Regions from separate parts of the Homo sapiens genome. Here region 2 is linked to region 1. The links are chromatin contacts, found by Hi-C or POLR2A ChIA-PET in ENCODE. All regions are on one chromosome and are shown on one strand. Each heading gives the region's core, a stretch centred on a gene start or an enhancer-like site at or near the end of the contact. The rest is flanking DNA. Distances are from core to core; before and after follow the strand shown. Region 1 has its middle 170 kb from the start of BMP5. Region 2 overlaps COL21A1 (collagen type XXI alpha 1 chain).

The links. Hi-C counts contacts between places; a loop is a spot of excess contacts on that map. ChIA-PET counts read pairs that join two places held with the same protein, here RNA polymerase II (POLR2A). Pooled maps may share reads with other maps.
Region 2: a map of Calu3 shows a loop between it and region 1 (2.7-fold over the local background). The contact joins two enhancer-like sites. A Hi-C loop is called at or near these places in 5 of 168 maps with a recorded cell type or tissue (Calu3, PC-3, PC-9 and 2 more) and 1 of 50 pooled maps. POLR2A ChIA-PET finds 5 or more read pairs at or near these places in 5 of 52 experiments (CD4-positive, alpha-beta T cell, MCF 10A, OCI-LY7 and 2 more).

Annotation. Positions count from the first base shown.
Region 1 is chr6:56,044,861-56,052,135 of GRCh38, forward strand. No RefSeq gene overlaps it. Among named protein-coding and RNA genes, the nearest start is that of BMP5, 170 kb to the left of the region's middle. RefSeq lists a silencer at 1,731-2,025. Within about 2 kb of position 1,836, at least 2 of the 41 ENCODE cell types and tissues checked have a DNase peak (open chromatin) inside an H3K27ac peak, as active enhancers do.
Region 2 is chr6:56,099,728-56,106,887 of GRCh38, forward strand. COL21A1 (collagen type XXI alpha 1 chain) reads right to left here. Exons shown (of 30, transcript NM_030820.4): 17 at 1,745-1,798. Among named protein-coding and RNA genes, the nearest start is that of COL21A1, 140 kb to the right of the region's middle. Within about 2 kb of position 1,469, at least 5 of the 41 ENCODE cell types and tissues checked have a DNase peak (open chromatin) inside an H3K27ac peak, as active enhancers do.

The DNA of each region.
Region 1 (7,275 bases), core at 586-3,085:
AACTTCTACTCTTTGATGGACTACATTAAGAAAATAAAAATGCAAGCCACAGACACGAAAAAAAATTTGCAATATGTAACAAAGGACTTGTATCCAGAAAATACAGTTGCTGACAAAGTTTAGAATATACTTACAATATATCCCAATAACTCCACTTAAGAAGAATAAAAACATATTTCCACACAAAGACTTGTAAATGAATGTTCATAACAGTGTTATTCAGAGTAGCCCCACACTGGACATAACCCAGTTGTCCATAAACAGGTGAATAAATAATCAAAAATACAGTCATACAAAGGAATACTACCAAGTAACAAAACAGGAATAAACTATTGATACCACATCATAGATGAATCTCAAAAACATTATAATGAATGAAGGATGCCAAGAAACAAAAGATTACATAAAGGATGATTCCATTTTTATGTAACTCTAGAAAAGAAAATTATCATCTATGTGATAGAAAGCAGAGCAGGGATTGCCTGGACCTGGAGGAGGGATAAATTACCTGGGGAAAGGCACAAGGAAACTTTTTAAGGGTGATGGAAATGTTCTATATCTTAATTGTGGTGATGGTTTCATGGGTGCGTATGTTTGTCAAACCCCATCAAAATACAGACTTAAAAATGGATGCATTTTATTGTATGTAAACTTTATACTTCAATAAAATTTATTTTTAAGTTACTGATTATATTTATTAAATATACACAGTAAACAAAATTAAGTTTCAGTTTCTATTTGAAGCTTTTTATAAGCAAAAAGAATGAAAGGAGAAAAAAGAGAAAGGCAAGACGCAGAAAAAATAGAATATAGGTCAATTTCAGTCTCTTTCAAAATTGTAAAATGAGGAGGTGGAATAATTATTTGATTTATTTGGATTTGTCTATTTTTATTTGAAGTGTTTTTTGTGTAATCAAAACTACAAAACCATTGCAATTATTTTTGTCCTCAGAATTTTCTTTCCTCTGAGTAACATCATGTACAAATTTCATTACATAGGCATTTAGACAGATTTTCATATAAATACATATTTGGGAAAGAATGTTTCTTTGCCAATTTCCAATGTAGAAATTAGATAAATACTAGGCATAAAAAGTTATGTGGTTGAATGCTTTTCTTTAATTTCCATGCCAAAAGACCAGAATCTCTAATATTGAACAAACTCTTTTAATTTTATTAGCAGTTACTCTTGTGGAATACAGAATTTGGTGCCAGAAAATCACATTATTCCACTGACAATTAGATAACATGGCCATATCTTTAGAGCACCAATATTAAATTACTGGAACATCAGAAAAAAATGAAACTGTGAATTATAATTTTCCCTAGCAACATATGTGTCTTTTTTTCCTGTTTCCCACTTCCCCACTTTTTCCCCAAACTGACTAATTTTCTATCTAATGTTCAGTGTTTTTAGGGCATAAATTAGCCCAAGTGCTTAAAATTTAAAGCCTTATTTTCCCATTTCCTATAAAGCAATATAGGGTTTTGCAGTGTTAACAAAAGGGACACCACATTGCTTATTGTTTTGCGCAAATTTTAAAATGGAAAAAAGTTTGAACACATCCTTTCTACATAGATGTAGTAAGTTTCATTGAAATAATACAAATCTTTTTTTTTTCCGAAATCACAGAAGAAAGCAAATACTTTTATTTTTCTCTATGGAGTTATTTAATGAGTTAATGAGTGAGTACATGAAATAGGAGTAGTAACTTACAAAGTGTACCCCAAAATGTCCTAAAAATTCTCAGTTAGCTGCAATTCTCAGCAACGGTGAGGCTTGATTCTAAACAATCCTAATCAAGTTGAATAGATTTATTCAGGAAAAAAAGTTATCACATATTTCAGGAAGCAGAGGAACAGAGCAACAAGTTGTTGCCCTGCCAACAGTGACCACAGAAGCCACAGCTAGACGGCGGCAGCCTGTTCGGTCACTGTATAAAGAAAGCAGTGGGCTGGGCACGGTGGCTCATGCCTGTAATCCCAGAACTTTGGGAGCCTGAGGCGAGTGGATCCCCTGAGGTCAGGAGTTTGAGACCAGCCTGGCCAGCATGGTGAAAACCCGTCTCTACTAAAAACACAAATTTTTTTTTTGTATTTTTACAAATACAAATTTGTATTTTACAAATACACTGGGTGTGGTGGTGCACATCTGCAATTCCAGCTACTCGGGAGGCTGAGGCAGGAGAATCACTTGAATCTGGGAGGTGGAGGTTGCGTTGAGCCAAGATCACGCCACTGCACTCCAGCCTGGGAAACGAGAGTGAAACTCCATCTCAAAAAAAAAAAAAAAAAAAAAAAAAAAAAGAAAGCAGTTCCCTGGCTAACCCAGGGTAATACTGGTGCCACCAACAGTGACAACAGCATTTAAGTAGCAAGGGTGAAAATATCGAATTCTGTTTTACACATTCACAGTTAACTGATGGTAGGACATTCTGTGAAGAGACTGCATTAATTCTGTTATACAGAGGACTAGAGAGACGTTTAGGATCGAAGAGAGGAGACCTGATAATTGTCTGTGTGGCTCAAATTTGTTTCAATATGTATGCAATTAGCCACAAAGGACAATATAGAGGCCAATGTAAAACTGCTGTCTCCACTGGTAATCATATAACAACAGCCTACTGTGTGTTGAACAATTGTTATGTATTTTTAATTATCATATTTGGAAACAATCCTGAAATATTATTGCTATTCCCTTTCAAAGATGAGGCTTATCACAACTAATTTGGTTTATCACAGCGACTCCCTTTCAAATACTGAGGCTTATCGCAACAAATTTCAAGGCCGCACAGGTAGGAAATGTTAAAAGGTCTGTCCCAAACCTGGGATATTAAAGAACTTCTGGTTCCCATTTTGTGTTCTTCACATTACTGGGGGAACCTAATAAAATAAGCCAATCATCAGAAAGTTGTAATAATAATAACTAACAATTATCAGGTACTTATTATGTTCCAGCTACTCATCTAAGAATTTTACTCTATTAATTCACCCAAATCCTAGCACTACAGGCCACATCATAATTCTCCTTTATGTGATCTTTATACTAATAAATATGGTTCAAAAAGAATTTCAAATCAACTTTGGCAAAAGGTGTACTTCAGAACATATTTTTAAACACTGCATGAGGTTTGCCTTTAACAAGCTCACTGTCTCATAGGGACAATTGCAATTACAAAGAACAATTGCAATATAGGATTAAAAACAAAAAATGTTATCATGGGGCCTTATATAGGATATTAGTAAGAACACTTGGGAGAGGTCCAAAAAAGGACCTGGAATAGTCACTCGGAATGAAACCTGCAAATAACATTCCAAAAGGTAGAAAAAATTCAGTGCAGTGAAAAATTCTGCCCAACACAGTGATGGAATAATTAATTGGCCTCCAATTGCCAACTAAGTATTGTATTGAAACAGGAACAATAGAGAGAACATGCTTTAGTTATAGTAAAACTGAAAACAGGAGCTTTGGAGCCTGGCAGATCTGAGTTTGCATTCTAGATTTGTCACTGCTTATTAGCGTGAAGCTCAGTGTTTTCCTTTATGAAATGAAAACATTACCTACTCCTAAGGAAGCTGTGAAGACTCAGGGTGGAATGTTTTTGAAATCACTGAATCAATAGCTGTTGTGAGTGTCTCTGCTGTGGCTTCCTAATGTAACTTTCTCCTTTAGGGAGCTCAGCACTAATGTCTTTCCTCCAGGCTCTTAGGACTCTTAAAACCTGCAAGGGCCCATTAACATTTCATGGGGACAGGCAATAACATTCATCTCTTTTACTCTCTGGGTGTTATTGGAGATAGCGATCATTTCCTATGTGAGCTTATGCCTCTAAAATTTTACTAGTTCGCCTTAAAATGAACAAGAGAATCATGGGATGGTGTGGGGTAAAACTAGTCAGCGCTAGCTCTCTTTTTCCCTCTTTTTCCTACGTGGGTGCCACTTATTCCTATAATGAGATCTTCCCCACTTCCCAAGTCTGCACAAGGTGTGAGAGAGTCCTTGTCAGTTAAAGGAAAGCCAGAATAGCTGCTTTCACTTAAATTTAGAGAAGCTGAAAAGTAGGTTGTCTTAAGTGGAATTAAATATGTTATTATCAAAAGAACTCAGCACCATCCTAGGATTACAGGCATCCTGATAATCCTCCTTCAGGTAAATGGGAAATAATTTTAGATGTTTCTAAACTTTTAAAGAAAAATTTTAGAAAATGTTTGCTTGGTTCTTAACATTCTTTCTTTTTATCCACAGCGACCACCATCTTTAACCAAATATTTTCTGTTTCTTCCACATTACTCTTTGGTAGAAACAAAATATTAATTAACCTTAAAACTTTGCATCTAAAAATGAAAAGTTAACTCCCAAGATCTGTGATAAAAGCCATCTTCAGCCATTACACCCTGCTCCTTACTCTCCACTATTCTCTCAATTTTTTTTTTTAACTAGGCCCTTTGTTTCCCTGGACTCATAATTATAGAAATAAAACATGGGGAAATACGACTGTATTTCAGTCTTTCATTATGTAAGCATAAGGAAATTCATCTTTGAATACATGTAAGTTCACTGCTGTCATGAAAATGTACTCTCCATGGTTTTTCTCCATGAAAACCATACAAACACCAATCACTACTCTTCTATGTTCCCACTCATTCCTTTCTAAATACTATCTGAAGTCTATTTATTGACTAGGGTTAAGCCTCTCCAAGTTAAACTTGAGGATGTTCTCTTTCCAGTGAGCCACTTCATACCAAACAAGCTTCCCCCTCTCCTTTTTGCCCCTCAATTGTGAAGGAAACAGTCCTTTCCTTTTTCAAAGCACTGAGAAATCCTCAAAGCTCAATTGTCCAGTGAATTCTTTCTAATTCCAAAGTTTAATGAACCTTAAGACAATACATTTCTGACAGCATTTCTGTAATTACATCTAATACTTCTGATTTTCTTAGTTTCTATCACTTCTTGACTTCTCATTTAGGATGAGTTATTAAGTGTATTTCTTAATCTCTGGATCTAGAAATATTTTTGTTTTAGCTATTGCCAGACAAAGACATTCCCAGTAAGAGCCTTATAGAGTGACCACAAATGACTGACAAATGAGTTGGACACTGTTGCACAAGTTTCTCCCCTTTTTAATAATCCTTAAGGTGAGCTCAGAGCTTTTTTAAGAATTTTTTTAATCACTAAATTCACCATGAGGAGAAGCAGGTGAAAACCGCTTAAATTAAACCAGGGATACAAGGGGCTTATATCACTTCGTTTTCAGTTCTCATAGGAGAAGACAGTATGAAAGAAGTCGACCCTATCTTTGGAGACAAGACTTAGATTTGAATCCTTGCTGTTCTCTTTAATTCCTATGTAACCATGAAAAATCTGCACGTGAGGTTCTTTAATATCTAAAATGAATAAAATGCACATACTTTATACAGTCAATTCCAAGATAAATAAAAGCATTATTAAAGTTACAAATTCAAGTTTGTTGCTCCAAAATCCCTGGGAGAGGTCACAGATGGAAAAATCAGTTTCAAACAGATTTTCCTCTAAATCCAACCCACACACAGAGATCCTCATTTACTCCTCTACTCCACAACTCCTTTAATCTCACTGCTTCATCCTTAAGGCAAGGAAAATCACATCTAAATTAGATATTGCATTCTTCCAAGCAACCACTAAACAATTGCTAGGATATGTCTCTAAAAGCTTCTACTTACTGATTCTGGTTGAAGGGCTCTGGTGTTTCTTCCTAGAATTTAGAGGAACTGCACATGATCTGGGGAGACTAAAGTGTATCCTTTTATCTTAAACAGCTAATTGGATTAACAGAGAATTTCCATCCAAAATGACACCCATTACATATACTTTCATTTCCTCATAAAATATAGTTCATTTTACTGTAGTGTCACTTCATAAAAACAAAGCTCATTCATCACATTCTGACACCTGTGGTTTTGACATATGCCACTGCACTTTAACAATTAGATGTTCCAAAAGGATCCCAGCACCAGCAAGATAATATTCTCCTGAATCCTTAAGCATCAGAGAGAAACAGATAAATTTCACTGTTGTAATCAGTAAAACCTTGTTGTGAATAAGACTTGCGGGTGGAGACTTCTGGTCACTATCAGAGGTAGAGAAAAAAACAGACTGGTGCATTTTGTCCCAGTTGAAGTTGAAAGGAATATTTCTGCATTCACATTTCAGACCAGAGTCGTCACTCTGACCCTGCCAACATTTCAAGAGAGGCCCCTAAGATGAGGCCTTTATCCCTGCAAACAAGCTTATTCTATGTCCGACAACAAGATCCAAAGCCTAAAACATTTTGTTCAGGCATTTATTTCACACTATTTAATGGTAAGCCTCCAACTTCCTCAAGTCACTGGGGGGGCTGTGTGTACATTCTGGAAGTTCACCATGATTATAGTAGAACTAATAAATTGATGGTCTTTTTTTTTTTGTAAACCCTCTGCTTCTGTCTCATACTCCTCTTATTTTCACCATCATCCTCAGTGCCACTGAAATGACTTTTAATTAGCTTCTCCCCTTGCATTCTTGCTTGGTTTCATCAGCAGTAGTCACCCCCTTACATGCAGTTTCAATTGTCAAAGTTTCAGTTGCCTACCACCAGCCTTGGATGGAAAATTTTACATGCAATAAAATATTATGTGTGTGTGTGTTTGTAAGAGAGAGACCACAGTCACATAACTTTTATTAGAGTATATTGTTATAAGTGTTCTATTTTATTATAGGCTATTGTTGTTAATCTCTTACTGTGACTAATTTATAAATTAAATTTTATCATAGGTATGTACTTACAGGAAAACAACAGTGTATATAGGATTTAGTGCTGTCTGTGGTTTCAGGCACCCCCGGGGGTCTTGAAACATAACCCACTCAAATAAGGGGGGACTACTGTATTTTTTCTGCGACCAGAGTGATCTATTTCAAATGCAAATCTCTTCATGCTACTTCCTCCTTAAAATTTTGCAAGATATTTGATATCTCTTCCTTCCCTCTTCATCCCTTCTCCTACTCCCAGCATCTCTACACTTATCTTTTACCTCTGTCCACCATCAGTTTCCTGAAATCCCAAAATGTAGAATTACTTTCCCTCCCATTGAGCTACGTTCTCAGGCTCAAGGCCTTTATACAAACTGTTAACCCACCTGGAAGCCAATCCAATTACACTAGAACCTCTGGGTGGGGCACAAGCAAGGGTATTCTTTTAAAGCTCCCTAGGTGCTTCTAATGTACAGCCAGTGTACATTTAAACCCTTGCTTTACTAAAA
Region 2 (7,160 bases), core at 219-2,718, 54 kb after region 1:
CAAATAATCACACCCAGTCTTATATCCAGTTACCAAGTCTCATAATTTTTCTTAAATAACAGCAATTATGGCTCACATATGTTGAGCTCATGCTACCCTATTGAACCCACTCCATGCTTATTAATACCCTAGTCGAGGCCTTCTACTTCATGCCTGGTCTGTCAAAAGAGCCTGCTAACTAGCACCCTGTTTCCAGTTTCTTCTCCTTTCCAATCATTCCACACACACCAGGAGCTCATACACTGCCTCTAAAACAGTTCTTTTTACTATGTTCTCTTTTTTTCTCACAAAACTTCAATGACAAATGAATAAGGTTTACTTTTCAAACTTGCAGTCAAGGTTCTCCATTTTATGGCCCTAGCCAAGTTTCTACCTTTACTTTCTAACACGCAACAGAGACCCTTCTCTGCAGATTCAGGACCTCATTAAGATCATTTCATTATTTCCTGGGCACACCTTTAACCATCTCACATATGTGTCTTCATTCAGATGAGTTCTCTCTTTCCTGTCTTCCTTTGATTCCCAGTCATCCTTTCATGAACAAATCTGGCACAAACCCTTGGTAAAATTTTTTCAAGCACCTCAATAACAGGATTACCTTCCTATACTCTTTCAGCACTTAGAATAGCCCCATGCATTTGTGCAATGTTTTTACAATTTTTAAAAATTTCCTACGTAAGCTTCACAACAACCCTATGAAGTAAGCACTATAAGCATCTACACTATTCACACTTAGAGAAAAATATTCAGGGATGTGAAGTGACTTCTCCAAGCTCATACTGCTGAAATGTAGCAGTAGTCATCTCCAAACCCTGGCTTTCTGACTCCATATGAGATTCATATTTGGCACATAATATAAAGAGTTGGTAATTATTTGCATCATTTTTTTCAGTCTTCCAAATTAAATTATAAGCTTCTGGAAGGTAATAGCATTATATAGAACTTGGCCCAGTACATAATCATACACAAGATGAAATTCAACGAAAATTTTATTAAGTAACTTTCAGAGTAGTTTAATCCCTCTACCCTATTTAAGAAGCTTTGGTGATACCTCTCTCCCTCTTATGTACAATATTTAAATTCTGAAATCTCAACTGAACACTTTGTGATAAATGTGATACAAATACACCTCAGCTATTACTTCAGTTCTTAACCTAGCTCCGCACAAGGCAAATTTCAAATTTCTTGAGGGTAGGTACCTTTGATGAATAAAATAAGATCTGCTGGTATTTAAATGTTGGCCACGAGTTGTAGGAATAAAATGTGGGGGCAAACTATATTTTTAAAACTCACCTGAAGTTCAGAATCACCTGGGACATGTGCTAAAAATGTAGATATCTAGGATTCAGATTCAGTACTTTCTTAGTCATGTTTCTCTACCCCTGATTTTTATTGAACACAAGATCCCAAAGAGTATACTATGAAACAATAGATGAGTGGTAAAGTGACATCGACTGAAGGCTCAGCAACAGACCATGATGTTTGTGTTAACCATGCATTTCTTTGGGCATGAGTGCTTGTGGTTTGTGACTCACACTGTTTGCAAAATTCTTCCTGGTTTCTAAAAGAGGATTCAACATTTCAATATTTTATGGTGTTTCACAAGCAGCTTCTACAACATCTAAAATCTGGAAGTCACTGAACAAATAATAGGGCATCTGAGAGAAGAATTTAAATAACCAAAAAGGATTTCGTAACAGGAAAAGAACTTCATCTTTTAGAACTGAAATGAGAAGGTACTCACAGGCTCTCCCCGTGTTCCATCCTGCCCCGGAGCACCAGGGGATCCTGCTTCTCCCTTTTAATGATTTGACAAAAAGAAATAGAGAATTCAGTTTTGAGGTCTGCTTACCAAAATAACAATATATAACATTACATATTAAAGAACATTAAATACAAACAGAAAAATTAAAATTACTTCTGGACTACTGATATTAACTTTTCCTGACATCAAATAACTTTTTCAGAAATTCATAAAGTGACTATATAAACAACAAAAATGTGTACATAATGGCAGATAATTAAGTTATTAAATAACTGTGGTACTGTATAGTCATTCTTATGAGAATAGACCATCTTACTTCCAAGGTAAATGTGACCAATATTCTATATCAGTCCTATTCATATATACTTTTTCATTTTTATTTTAAAATTGATCACTATGTTGGACCTAATTTGACCTTGCCTTCAAAGAGTTACATTTTAAAGTAAAAACAAAACTTTCATTAGGAATGGAGTTATTTATAGGTTATTAGTTGAAATTATCTGGCACTTTAGTATATACGTATTTAAAATAAACATCTATAATGCATATTTTAGGTAGCTGTTAAATTATAATTGCTTTTAGTGATATATACCTTTACATTACTATGCTCAGGTTAAGCATCTTATTTTACATCTACGTTTTGGAAGCTAAATTTTTTTCCTAAATGAATCAATTGCTAGTGAATACAAATGTATCTGACACTTCTTCTACTAAAACAATAAATATTAGCTGAATATAATCCTAAAATGTATAATATCTGCAGATTAGTACAACTATTAAACTATCTGAGCAAAATAAAGGATAGCAAGGAAGAGCCTGTTGACACATATACACACATGTACACACCCCAGACTTTTTGAAATCTAACAGTCATTATGAGCCATGCATTTGTTTCTGTCCAGCAAAATGCTGCATCACAACAAGCAAAGTTCTCTGCAAGCAATTTGCCACACTTGTTTCATACCAGAAAGAACATTTTATCCTAGATGAAAGCAAGATAGGAGGTAAAATAAAAGCATTTTTTCCCGTAAATGTCTCAAATACCTGAGTTGAAATAAGTTTAAGGGAGAAAGAGTCTAAGAATGCAATGCACTGAAGCATATTATAACACTGTCATCCATAATTTCATATTCTAATGAATTTCCCAAAATTATAGAAAATAAAGCACAGAAGCACCTCTAAAATTTGGCAAACATAATCAGTACTTAGAAAAAAATTCAACCATATCACATTACATAAACAACAGTTCTCCCACTTGTATGAATTCCTGCATTTTATTAGAACTGTGAAATGCCAACTAAAGCCAAATATTTCATCTATACCAGTTTTATTTATAAACACTAGTTGAGAATAGAAGGAGCAAAGATTAATGCTTTCCTGAAAATTAACCAAATTAGAGGGAGAGAAGTTACTGCTAATCCAATAGCTCTACAGAAAAGCATATAAAAATATTGGAGGAAAAAATGTTGGATCCACTTAGTTTGAAAGCTAGTTTAAAAAGCCTGAAAAATTCAAGACAAGGGATATGTTAGATCCTAATACTATGAAGAAATAATGCAATATTTTATCTGAACTTAACACTCATATCAATAGTCAGAAGGAATCTCTCCTATTAGTAGTTCTCAAATATGGTCCTCAGACCAGGCAAGATCAACTTCTTCATTTAACATGGGAACTTCTTCAGAATATAAAATTTCAGGCCATACTGCAGCATATTAAGCCAGAATCTCTGGGTGGGGGCCAGCAATCTGTGTTAATAATTCTTCCAGGTGATTCTAATGCAGCCATTTGAGAACCAGCCCTGCTATAAGTCATTAGATCATTTAACTTCTCCTACTTCCAGGTACTGTCATATGTGACTTATAAAACAATCTGTGGTTAAATTTTCTGTATTTAAAATAAAGAGGGTAAGGCACTTGCCAAATAGTAGAAACAATTAATTTGAAATTATTAGGTTGGTGCAAAAGTAATTGCAGTTTTTGCCATTAAAAGTAATGGCAAAATACATGATTAGATGACTACTTTGATTTATAAAATCATGACTACTTTGATTTATAAAATCTCTACTTTTTTCTATCTGTCCATTGACCTAATATCATTTTATTTTAATTATCAGGAGTTTTAAAAACGTAAGTAGCCATCAGCAAGGTTCATCAATAATGAAGTTCCACAATTATTTGAGGATTTAACTTATTATGTTCTTCTTACTTTATATTAGACACTTAACATATTAACTGAATAAAATATCACATTCTTTATTATCTATAGCAGTGATTCTCAAAATTTAACTTCATCTGAATCACCCGGAAGGTTTGTTAAACTGCAGATTGTGGACCCCAACCCAGAGTTCCTGATATGGTAGGTCTGGGGCAACCCCTGGAATCTGCATTTCTAATAAGTTTACAGAAGGTGCTGAGACTGCTAGTCTTGGACAACACTTTGAGAAACACTACTCTAGCCCAGATCTCAAAACAGACTTACAGACTCTTTCTGCACTTATGAATCCCTCTCTTCTATGAACTAGTATAACATTATATAGCTTTTCACTTAGCACTGAATTTTATTATGCTAAGTTGTTCAGCAGGTGTCTTGTTTATATGTGTTATTTGCTTGACTTGCACATTCTTTTAAAGGTAGAAAACATAATTTATAGGAGTTTTTTTAATCACCTACAATACTTAGACTAGTGCCAAACATAATATAAAACTACAAGTACCCTTCTTTACAATCATTGGAGTATATCAAGGAAGGAGGAACAGACTCTTTATTCTTCAATGTTCTATTTCAAAGGGATAAAGGAAATGGGAAAAACATTTGTGGATAAAGCGCTAGCATTTACTGTTGGACAATTATGCAGTTAGTTATTACAAGATAATGGCCAGTCATCTTTACCTAAGAACACTCTCTTCATTTTTTAATAATGGATTTTAATAATGTTTCATCAAGAAATGAAAGGATAATTTCTACTTGGCATTTTCCTTGAAATAATCAAATGCAAGATACAACCAGCCTGTGAAATTTAATATTGTTACCAGAACTTAACCTGATCACTTGATTACTTTTATGACCTGGATAACCTGGTGCAGGTCAGTTTGTTTGGCATTTGAAAAAGTATAAAACATGGTCTCATATCCGATTTATTGTTTTTCTATTCTGTTATTAACTCCCTTCTTGATATAACATAATTGAGAAAATGTCATGCTTAACATTATTTCTCAATCTAATTTCTACAGCTAACGTCAAAAATGATTTATTCCACAACAAGACAGTTCTTTAAAAAAAAGGAAATTTAACTAAAACCAGGCATGTGAAACTTGCATTCCATGTGTATTTCCTTTCATGCTGTGGTCTTTGGTATTTACCCCAAAAAAATAAAAGGATGGAAAGTAATTTAGTTTGCTTATAGCAATCCTCAAAATCAGGTGGAAGGTATGGTTTACTGATCATGAAAATATAGTTTAATTTTGAGGAAGATCCTTGCTTTGTTAAGGAAACACTTTATTTTGACTTTGATCTTATGGCATAGTTTATTCTTCATTTGTAAACAAATCACTAGCATGCCTGCGGATGTATTAAAGATGTAAGACTGAGGAAGCTTCTCCTAGCTGACCAAGTAAACAGACAGGACATTTGGAAGGTATCATGCACATCAGTGAGCATACGAACTAGACCTGGAACCCTCACTCTGCCATGGAACTAGCTGTGCATGTTTAACTAAATCCCGTCCTCTCTTTGAACCTGATGTTATGCATAAAATGCCATTAATACTCCAAACTTCATAGATTTGTTTTTTAGGAAAATAAAATAAGAGCCTTTGTGAAAATGCCTTATGCAACTCTTGGCACAGAAAGGGAGATCCACTGCCACCAAAAAGTTGAGGTTTTAACAATCCTTTATTCACGATGTATTTTTGGCTATATTATTTTCAAATAATATATGTTATTTCAATACTTGAACTGCTATAGTTTGTCATTATAATTTTGGCAAAATGAGTATTTTTAAACATAAAGCCAATCCTTCTTTATTCTAGTTAAGATATCATTAAAAACAGTAGGGTCAATAGTTTCATCATTATTTTCTATAACTAGGAGAGAATATTTGGGTATAACATGATTTCCAACCAGTTGGTGAGCAGAATTTTCATTGGTTGTTGTTATGGCCATGTCACCTTGGACAAGTTATTTACTCTAGTTCTTTGTTTCCTCATCTGTGAAAGGATAAATTTTTTCCACTTACAACTGATAATGATTTATGAGATTAATGAGAAAATACATGTACAGTGCTGTAAAAAGAGCCAAGCTCTTGGAAATATCCAATGAGTTACGCCTTTTGTTATAATCTCTCCTTTTCTGTCTTTGGTTCTTTGCATATCCAGCTTAAATACCACATTTAATTATTTCAACCACTTTCTAACTAAAATTCTTGTCCTTTACCTCACTCTGCATCCACCATACTGGTTTATGCAAATTCCAGTGTTGAGTAAACCAAACTGAAAATAGCCTCAGCCTATGCTTACGTTCAAAGTATGGCTACGGAGGAAAAATACTATAATAATCATACAGATTATAACTTCCAGCTTCAACTGGACTTCAATGCAACTTCTATATTTCCTTTATCTCTTCTCTGCCACATTTTTCATGTATATAGAAAGTTTCTGCTATATAAAATATTCTCCAATCAACAAAAGCTTTTTTCTCCTTCTGCCAACATTCTAAGAAAAAACAGGATACAAACATTCTGCCACCAAACCAACACACTTACCTGCATTTGCACCCATCCATTCCTTTTATTTTATTACAGTAAACAGGAGTCCTTCATTCAATCTAAGATAATTCCTTACAACTCTGTTCTATATCCCATTCTTTCCCCTTCTCTAAATAAGATGGAGCTTCTTATCTGTGTATAACTGCTTACTCAACTTCTTCCCGTGAATGTGCCACAAGAATCTAAAATCAACACATTATGTTTCTCACTCCTCCACATCCCCAGCAGAAAACACACCAAGTCCTACCCAGCACTCATTAACTAAAGAAACTTCTAACTTCATTATACATAAAAGAAGAGAGAATCTACAACTAAGAAGACCAGCAAGCTATCCAAACATGTACAACCCTGTTTATTATTACAGGTCAAAATATATACAGGATAGTTCAAATTTGAAAAGAATTGGCAGATAATATCCAAAACAGAGAACAAAAAGAAAAAAATAATAAAAACTTTTCATATTTTCCTCACACAAAAATAAACATAAAGAAAACTGAAACAAAATACTGTAACCTGGATTAACAAACATTATACAAGTTTTTTTTTTTGAGACAGAGTTTCGCTCTGTCGCCCAGGCTGGAGTGCAGTGGCGCCATCTCGGCTCACTGCAAGCTCCGCCTCCCGGGTTCAC